2 separate regions of the Mus musculus genome follow, and region 2 is linked to region 1. Evidence: chromatin contacts called from ENCODE Hi-C data. All regions are on one chromosome and are shown on one strand. The core of a region is the stretch at or near the end of the contact, and the rest is flanking DNA. Distances in the headings are between cores, read along the strand shown.

Region 1 (3,735 bases), core at 861-3,360:
AAAGTCTGCAGTACTCAACAGATCGTTAGCATCACAGCTTTCTAATCACAAGTTCAACACAGAGCCACTGTGAGTGACACTGGAAGTGTTCCGTCTGCTCTGAAATTTATAAGCTTCATATAACCAGCTTTATGTAGTCAGGTCTGTTCCCTAGATAGCTCCACAAAAATCCAAAAGGCTTTGTTTGCTCTCTTGTTAAGTATCTGACTGTACACTTTTCCAGGAAAGTTATTTAATAGTCTTCCTCTGAGTGTAAGAATAGATTTTATACTAATATACTAGTTGCTTACATTCCAATCCCTGATGGCGTCTGCCTGACTCTGCTGTTTACATAGTTTTCAACAATAAATGTGGCCAAATAACAGAACAGAATTCTTTAAACCCAAACAAAGGTACTTTCAGGTAAATCAGCAGCTTAAGAATTATTAACACCCATTTATACTTAGCATTAAGTTTAGTTCTTTATATCTCAGTCCCTGCAGAGAAAGAGGCAAGCATGGTCACTATCTCTAAAAAATAAGGCCAGACACAGAGATAGTAACTCGTTCATCACACAACCAGTTGCAGAAACAAGACTAAGGCAGTAAAAGTTAGGCTATTTTCACTCGTATAGTTAGTTCACTTTTGTATATAACTCCACAGATCAGAAACATCCACAATTGTATGCACGAAGCCCTGGGTAACCCACAAACTTCTCAGCTCCCACAGCTGTACCCTTCCACTCTCATTCAGACCTCAAAATTAACTGGAAAGGAGTATTATTAGTCTAGTTATGCAAATGAAAATAAAACCAGGCAAGCCAGAGAACTGCTGATCTTCCTAACATTAAACAGCTAATTTTGACCAAGAACTTGAAACCAGAGTGGAAGACACCACTCGTGTTCAAGGATTTTCTTCTGCCACCTGACTTCTATAGTCCTTTTATTTCTTTCCATTTTGTTCAAATTCACTTCAACTAGGGTAACTTACTCTAAAGGACTATTTATAGACTCGAGACTAAGACAAAGCCAGAGAGCATGAGCCTCCCTGCATGGCCATGTAATTACTGCAACACATTCATCTATTGCTCCACCTCATTATTTATTTATTTATTGCTAATAAGCATAAGTATGTGCTTTTAATTATGCATGACAGACGTTTTGGGGGATACTCTATCCATTATTAAATTCTGTTGCTGTTTATATTAAAATATCACTTTTCTCGTAAGGTCATCACAATTAATATGTCAGGCTTACAGTGGATCTGTGGGGCTCATTTTTATAGTAGAGTTCCTCTGTACCAGGTTCCTCTCCAAGTGTTCAGGTATGTCAGAAAAACCACTCGAATCCAAACTCTAAAAATAAATACCAAAATGCACATATTATAAAGGTTGCACATATTTCACTAACATGAGCTCAGTTGCAGGGTAGACTTTTTGAACAAGCGCTAGTGATTTTGAGAAAGTCCTATGTACGTCTTCAACACTTACTATAATTGTTTCATGACCTAAGAACAGAAAGCCACATCCTGAAGTGAAGTCCTAATTGCACTATCACTACTATTTCTCTACTATCTTCTTCATGAGATTGGTGTGTAGTAAACCCCTGGACAGGAAAAATGAAACGTAACTTTCTACGTGCATAATTTAAGCTGCTCCGCGCAGGACTTTGAATCAGAGGCCACCCCATACTCTTAACACTAACATGGGTTTTATGGGGCAGCCCACATTTAAAGACAGAATAAATAACCAACACATGGTCTAAGTGGAACACCTCGCATCCCCAGCTCGGCGAAGGCGGCGCTGCCACTACAGGAGACCTCCCACCCGCGGGACTCCGAGGCGGACTCCGAGGCGGAACGCAGAGCCCGCATCCCTCCATGCCCACCCGGCCCGTCTTCCCTAACGGCCCCACGCACTCGGGGCTTCCGTTCGCCCCGGACCCGCACGCTACAAGACCGTAGCAAAGCCTAAGTTACCCAACATGGACTTGTCAGAGTCGACCAGGGAGGCCACAAGCCATCTCTACCTCAGGAAAAGGGGGCGGGAGTCTCCAGAACCACAAGAAAACCGCTCCCAGAAACCTGAATTAGGCGCGGGAGAGCGGCATCCGTACTTCTCGCGAGATCCATTGATGACGTGACATCACAGAATGTCTAGATTCTCATTGGCTACAGAATGGCTCCGTCACCTCACAGGAGCCAATCCTGAGCAGCGAAGGGGCGAACCCGGAAAGGAAGTTCTCGGTGAGGTTCTCTCTGTGAAAGGTGAGGCGCGTGTCCGGAGCGGTGGGGCGGGCGGCTGTGGGCGGCCGGCCACCTCGCAGGTAGCATCGTGGCAGAGTCTTCGCTTTGCGATTCGGAAGGCCTCGCCTGCTAGACCAAAGACCTTTCTTCCCTGCTTCCCCTGACGATCGCCCCAGAAGCCTCGGTTTTGTGTTTTCAGAGAACCTTGAAGAAAGTGCAGTAGAAATGATTTGGAGCCTTGAGTTAGAGCAGACCCCCTCAGGACCTCAGAAGGGCCCGTGTACCGCAGCGACAGTGATCTGTCAGTACCCGAGCGCAGGCCTCTGAAATGGGGGGCTCCACCCAATGAGATGAGAACTGGAACAGTTGCTATCTCTCTCAAAATGGAGGGTTCCCTTTAAATTAGGAAATGCATCCTATTCCTCCATAATAGTATGCATCGAGCTTTATACCCAGAGTCGAGATACATTTGGGTTTGATTTTTTAATTAAGCATACCAAGACAATAAGTTAAGAATTAATATGAAGGAGTTTTCAGGTGTGGGAAGGGGGGCTGCGATCTGTGCCATATTTTGGTTAGTGACATCTGTTAAGCGCTTAATGAATTGGTGTATAGTAGCTTTTTAAAAAATGAGTTTGAAGTGAAAGGAAATATTGAAAATGTTAAGAAAATAGTTCTGATAGTTCTTTTAAAAAAGAAAAAAGAAAAACACAATGCTGCCAAAACCTTAACAAATCCCTTAATGGAGTTTATAGGCCCTAAGAAGTCATTGGTCATGATTCTGATACTCTTGTCACTAGTGATGAAGCTTAATTGGACAATGGAATATTAAACTTGAAATTAAGTAGAACAAATCTATGAGGAGTGTGTATAACTAAGTTCCTCTTAGAGGCCATTCAGAGCAAGATTAAATGATAGGTCTTAAGTTTAATGATACAAATAGTTCTTAATGCAGGTTACATACAAATGGCATAATAATCTGTGTTAAAGATGGCCTATCCTTAAAAGCTTAATAGCAAAACAATATAAGACATAGCACCTGAAATAATAAACATTAGATTCTAATTGGGTCAACAGAAAGAAGTGGTAACACTAACAATAGCAACAAAAAACTGCCAAATTCAACAAATATGGTTAAAAGATTGATGGTTTTCAAAGTAACTTCTCATTTTCTTTAAGGCTTATGTGCTAGGTAACTCTTGAAGTTGATGTCAGTGTATAAATTAATATGGCAGTTTATCAGAAGACTAATCTTTTAGGACTGGGTGAACTATGGTCCTCCTGTGTACTCACTGTCAGGACTCCATCAGTTTTAACATACCTAAATTAATAGATTAAAATTAAGATAGTTGTAGCCATTTACTTAGTAGAAGAAAGCATTTCTAAAAGGTAAAGACTATAAATGATCATAGATAGCAGAAATCTCTGAAATCTTATATTTAGTAAACTTAATGGATATGAGAAAACACCAAAGCCTTATGACATAGAATTTATCTGGCTTGTTTGTAAGGT
Region 2 (3,735 bases), core at 361-2,860, 3.5 Mb before region 1:
GAACCATTTAAAATTGAATTTAAAGTACAATAAGCATGGAACATATACCATATCACTAAGAGCAGGAGGACTGGATATAGACTGGCAGCTTCTTACAAGTGAAACATCTATCACTGTACTCCTTGAAAACCAGAAATATTGGTATATTCTGCACTAATCTTTTAATTTGTAATTTTAATGTGTAAAGTCAAATGATTCCCATTCTAAAAAGCTTTCTCCTAAATCCAGTGTTATCAACTGCCACTCATTCAACCAATTTACTTGGCATTCATCCCTACTTTCTAAAACACTTCCCCATTTGGTCGGCTGACTGGTGTTCCCTTGATGTATGTGCCCCAAATTGATGACTGTCTATTTTTTCGTGGCTTTCCTAGCCTATGGTTCCATTTCACACACACAAAGACAGATAAACTTCCAACAACAAGCTGGTATCTCTCCTGAACTTTGGTCAGGAATTTAGTACCCTAAAAATATTGCCTCAGGCTACAATGCATCAATGTATTCAGTACTGAAGTAGAATATGTACATATCATGACAGTTAAACGTGTGTTCATACACTGGCTTCGCTGCATCTTTCCCTTTAAATCCTGTCCCAGTCTCATTTTGAAAGAAGCTACCAGTTTACTTGTGTACCAAGATCATTATCTAAGGAACTGGTCTTAACCTCTTTTACAAAGCTGAACTGTGTTATTAACACGTGGTGTTCCAGTCTGTGATGAAATACTTCAGTGTGGTTCAGTTATATAATGAGTATATATGAATGGATATAAAGACCATACTATACATACTAGATGAATCGGAGGTAAGTGTTGTTTATTCCTGCAATAGCCCAGTTATCTGCATAAATACTCCACTCAATAATGAGATTCATTCACACCTCTGGTTTCACCCAGCATAGGTGCTTGCTTTCATTGTGCATTCCAAATTTGACCACACTGGCTTTTGGAACAGCACTTGGGGATCATTTTATGCTGGAATAGCGTAGTTTAAAACTGCAGGCCCCAGTAAAAGTATGCCGAAAACGTTATTGTGGAACGGATGTGTAACAGTCATTTCCGGAGCCCAGCACGGTTTTTTAAAAAGCAAGTAATTTGACAAGTGACAACACGCTTTCCACTAGTACTCAAACGCAACAAGAAGTCTAATAGTGTGCACCTCTTTATACCTCTTAGGCCCAGGAATCACGGCGGTGACAGTGTAAACCGGGTCTGGATAGCCTAGAATTGAGCAAGTGCAGGGGATGCCCACTGAGGAATGAGGGGCGCCGGGGACACCGAAGCGCCCGGCCCTGCGCTCCCAGAGAGGGTGAGAGAGCTGGGAGGCTCCGGGGGACCGCAAGAGGTGAAGCCAGGTGAAGGAGGCCAAGGGTCCGGAGAGGGAGGCCTGGAGAAAGCTGCCGGCCACGGTCCTCCTTACCGTCCGAGTTGGCCTCTGGGTCGAAACGCTGGCCACAGCCGCGGTTGTAACACAAGAGCGCCATTCCGTCTTCTCGGCGAAATCCACACCACCCGGGACTAGAAGTGAATCACCGCAGCAATCACCAGCACTACTGTTCAGGCCGCAGCTAGCTTCCGGAAGCCGCCGGTACTGCTTCAGGAATTTTCCCGAACGTTCCGGTTGCACAGGCGCAGAAGAGACCGGAAGACGGGCCAGCGTCGGGCGGTGGACAGATTTCCTACCGGACTGCCACAGGTGAGCACAGTCGGGTGGATCCGGACAGTTATAGATGAGACACCAGGGGAGGAAGCGGAAGACTCGGCGAGCGGCGATCTCTTTGTGTTCCACCCCGCATTCTCCCGGCGTGCTTTGTGTTGCGCGGCACGCCGAGTTCACTGCGCAGCCGCGGTCGCTTGCCAGAGGGTAATTGAGGGGTGAGGTCCGCCCCTTTTCCCGGTCCCTCGGTCCAGGTTTATGCAGCGTCAGAACCTATGCTCTTATGCTCCTCTAGAACTGCGTCAGTTACCAAAAATTGAGGTTAAGTCGTCTTACAAAGACAGGACTTTAGAATGAGCAAAATTATGTTTTGAGTGCAGTCCTAGAGTCAATCACAATTCTAAATTGAAATTTCACGTTAGTCATCACGTAACCTACATTCAATCTTTCAGTAGGTCTTGTGACATTTTTAGTGTGCAAAACACATTATTACATTAATAGGCAACTTGCAAACAGTATGGTCCTCAGCACATGCTTTCTATATGATGCTTTTGAAATAGCAGACTGTTTTGATGACGGAAAGTAGTTGTAATTTACCAATAATCCCAAGTTTATTAATGAAGATCTATTCACAACCTTCCTAATCCCAATAATAAAAGTATTCTCATTTTCTGTATCTCTTTTTATGCCTAGAAATATCAAACTTATGTGTTACAACAAAAAATATAATGTATTTATTTAAGCTAATAGAATTTTCATTTTATGCCATTGTTAAGTCATTTATAGTCATTGTTATGAATGTGAAAAAATATAACGTAAAAGCAAAATTCTAGGCCTTTAGGCCCAGGCTTGAGAATGTGACCTCTATGACTCAATGCTCCAAGGGATGCTAATCATAAAACAGCAATATTCCTCCACCCACCAGCTTCCTGGGTTCAAGGAGTGTTCATTCAAAGAAAGTCACCCTGACCCACCCTGACCATTGCTGGAACCCGCTATGCAAATGTGCTATTGTTAGGGGCTCTTAGAAACTGTCTTGAGAAATAATCCCCACAATTACCAGGTATTCCTTGTGACTCTTGTGACTGCACTTCTTTGTGACTCTTAACTGGTATTTTTGGTATTTTCCAACAATGCCCTCCCCACCTCCTTGAGTTGTGGTTTCTTCCTTTAAATACCCCTTTACCCAGCTACTCAGGGCGCCATGGTCTTCTACCCCTGCATGGTGTATGACTGTGAGCACTCTTGAATTAAAAGTCCTCTTGCAGTTTGCAGCGAGACAGTTTCTGGTGAGTGATTTGGGGTGTCGCCTCTCCTGAGTCAGAACATGGGGGAGTCCTCATGTTGTGGGTCTTTCAAAAGATGGAATATGTTGAATTATGTCATTTTCCACTCTCTCCTATATAATCTCACCAATTTAATTGTGCCCAAGTCAGTAGTCAATTTACTGCAGATTGCTCCCCTCTCCACTTTGAAAGTAGCTAATACTGTGTGAAGGGCATAAGCCTTTTAAATACTTCTAAATTTTAAAAAGACTATATATTGCCAATTGATTTCTAAAAGGTGGTATCAGTTTTCACTTTAGCTATGGATAGCTACTATAATCGACCATAGAAATTAATCATAAATAATAAGAAATGGATGAAGCACTCTAAAAACTTTTTATGGCCAGTTCCAACATTGCATATCAGTGTCACAACATCATTAATGGGATTATTAGATGAGTTGTTTAGGTAAGCTTACCATTTAGCATCCATAGTTTTTTACTGATAAAAATTTACATTCAGTAAATAATTTCTTATAGTGTGTAAATTGAAAATACAAGAATATGATATCAAAATGAGCAATTCTACCACTGAGAAATAACTGTAGAATTGCTAAAATAACTGATAAATTAATTTTCATTATTCAAACAAAGTATTTATACTTATAGATGTTAAAACAAAACAAAACATCAAAGGGGAACCAGGATGGCTCAGTGAGTAAACATGCTTACTGCCAAGCCTCAAGACCAGAACTAGATCCCTAAGACCCAAGTGGTAGGACAGAATTGACTCCTAGTTTTCCTCTGACCTCCAAACA

What was found. Hi-C counts contacts between places; a loop is a spot of excess contacts on that map.
Region 2: a loop to region 1 is called in a map of left cerebral cortex, with 6 times the contacts of the local background. The contact joins the promoter of Chordc1 here to the promoter of Mre11a in region 1. A Hi-C loop is called at or near these places in 2 of 37 maps with a recorded cell type or tissue (left cerebral cortex and v-Abl transformed pro-B cells).

Annotation. Positions count from the first base shown.
Region 1 is chr9:14,783,029-14,786,763 of GRCm38, reverse strand. It overlaps Mre11a (MRE11A homolog A, double strand break repair nuclease), which reads right to left and starts at 2,110. Exons shown (of 20, transcript NM_018736.3): 1 at 2,007-2,110; 2 at 1,236-1,333. The coding sequence starts at 1,255. It overlaps Ankrd49 (ankyrin repeat domain 49), which reads left to right and starts at 2,191. Exons shown (of 3, transcript NM_019683.4): 1 at 2,191-2,244.
Region 2 is chr9:18,290,142-18,293,876 of GRCm38, reverse strand. It overlaps Chordc1 (cysteine and histidine-rich domain (CHORD)-containing, zinc-binding protein 1), which reads right to left and starts at 1,610. Exons shown (of 11, transcript NM_025844.2): 1 at 1,417-1,610. The coding sequence starts at 1,480. It overlaps Gm51667 (a long non-coding RNA gene), which reads left to right and starts at 612. Exons shown (of 4, transcript XR_003948105.1): 1 at 612-802; 2 at 1,173-1,692. It also overlaps the pseudogene Gm7692.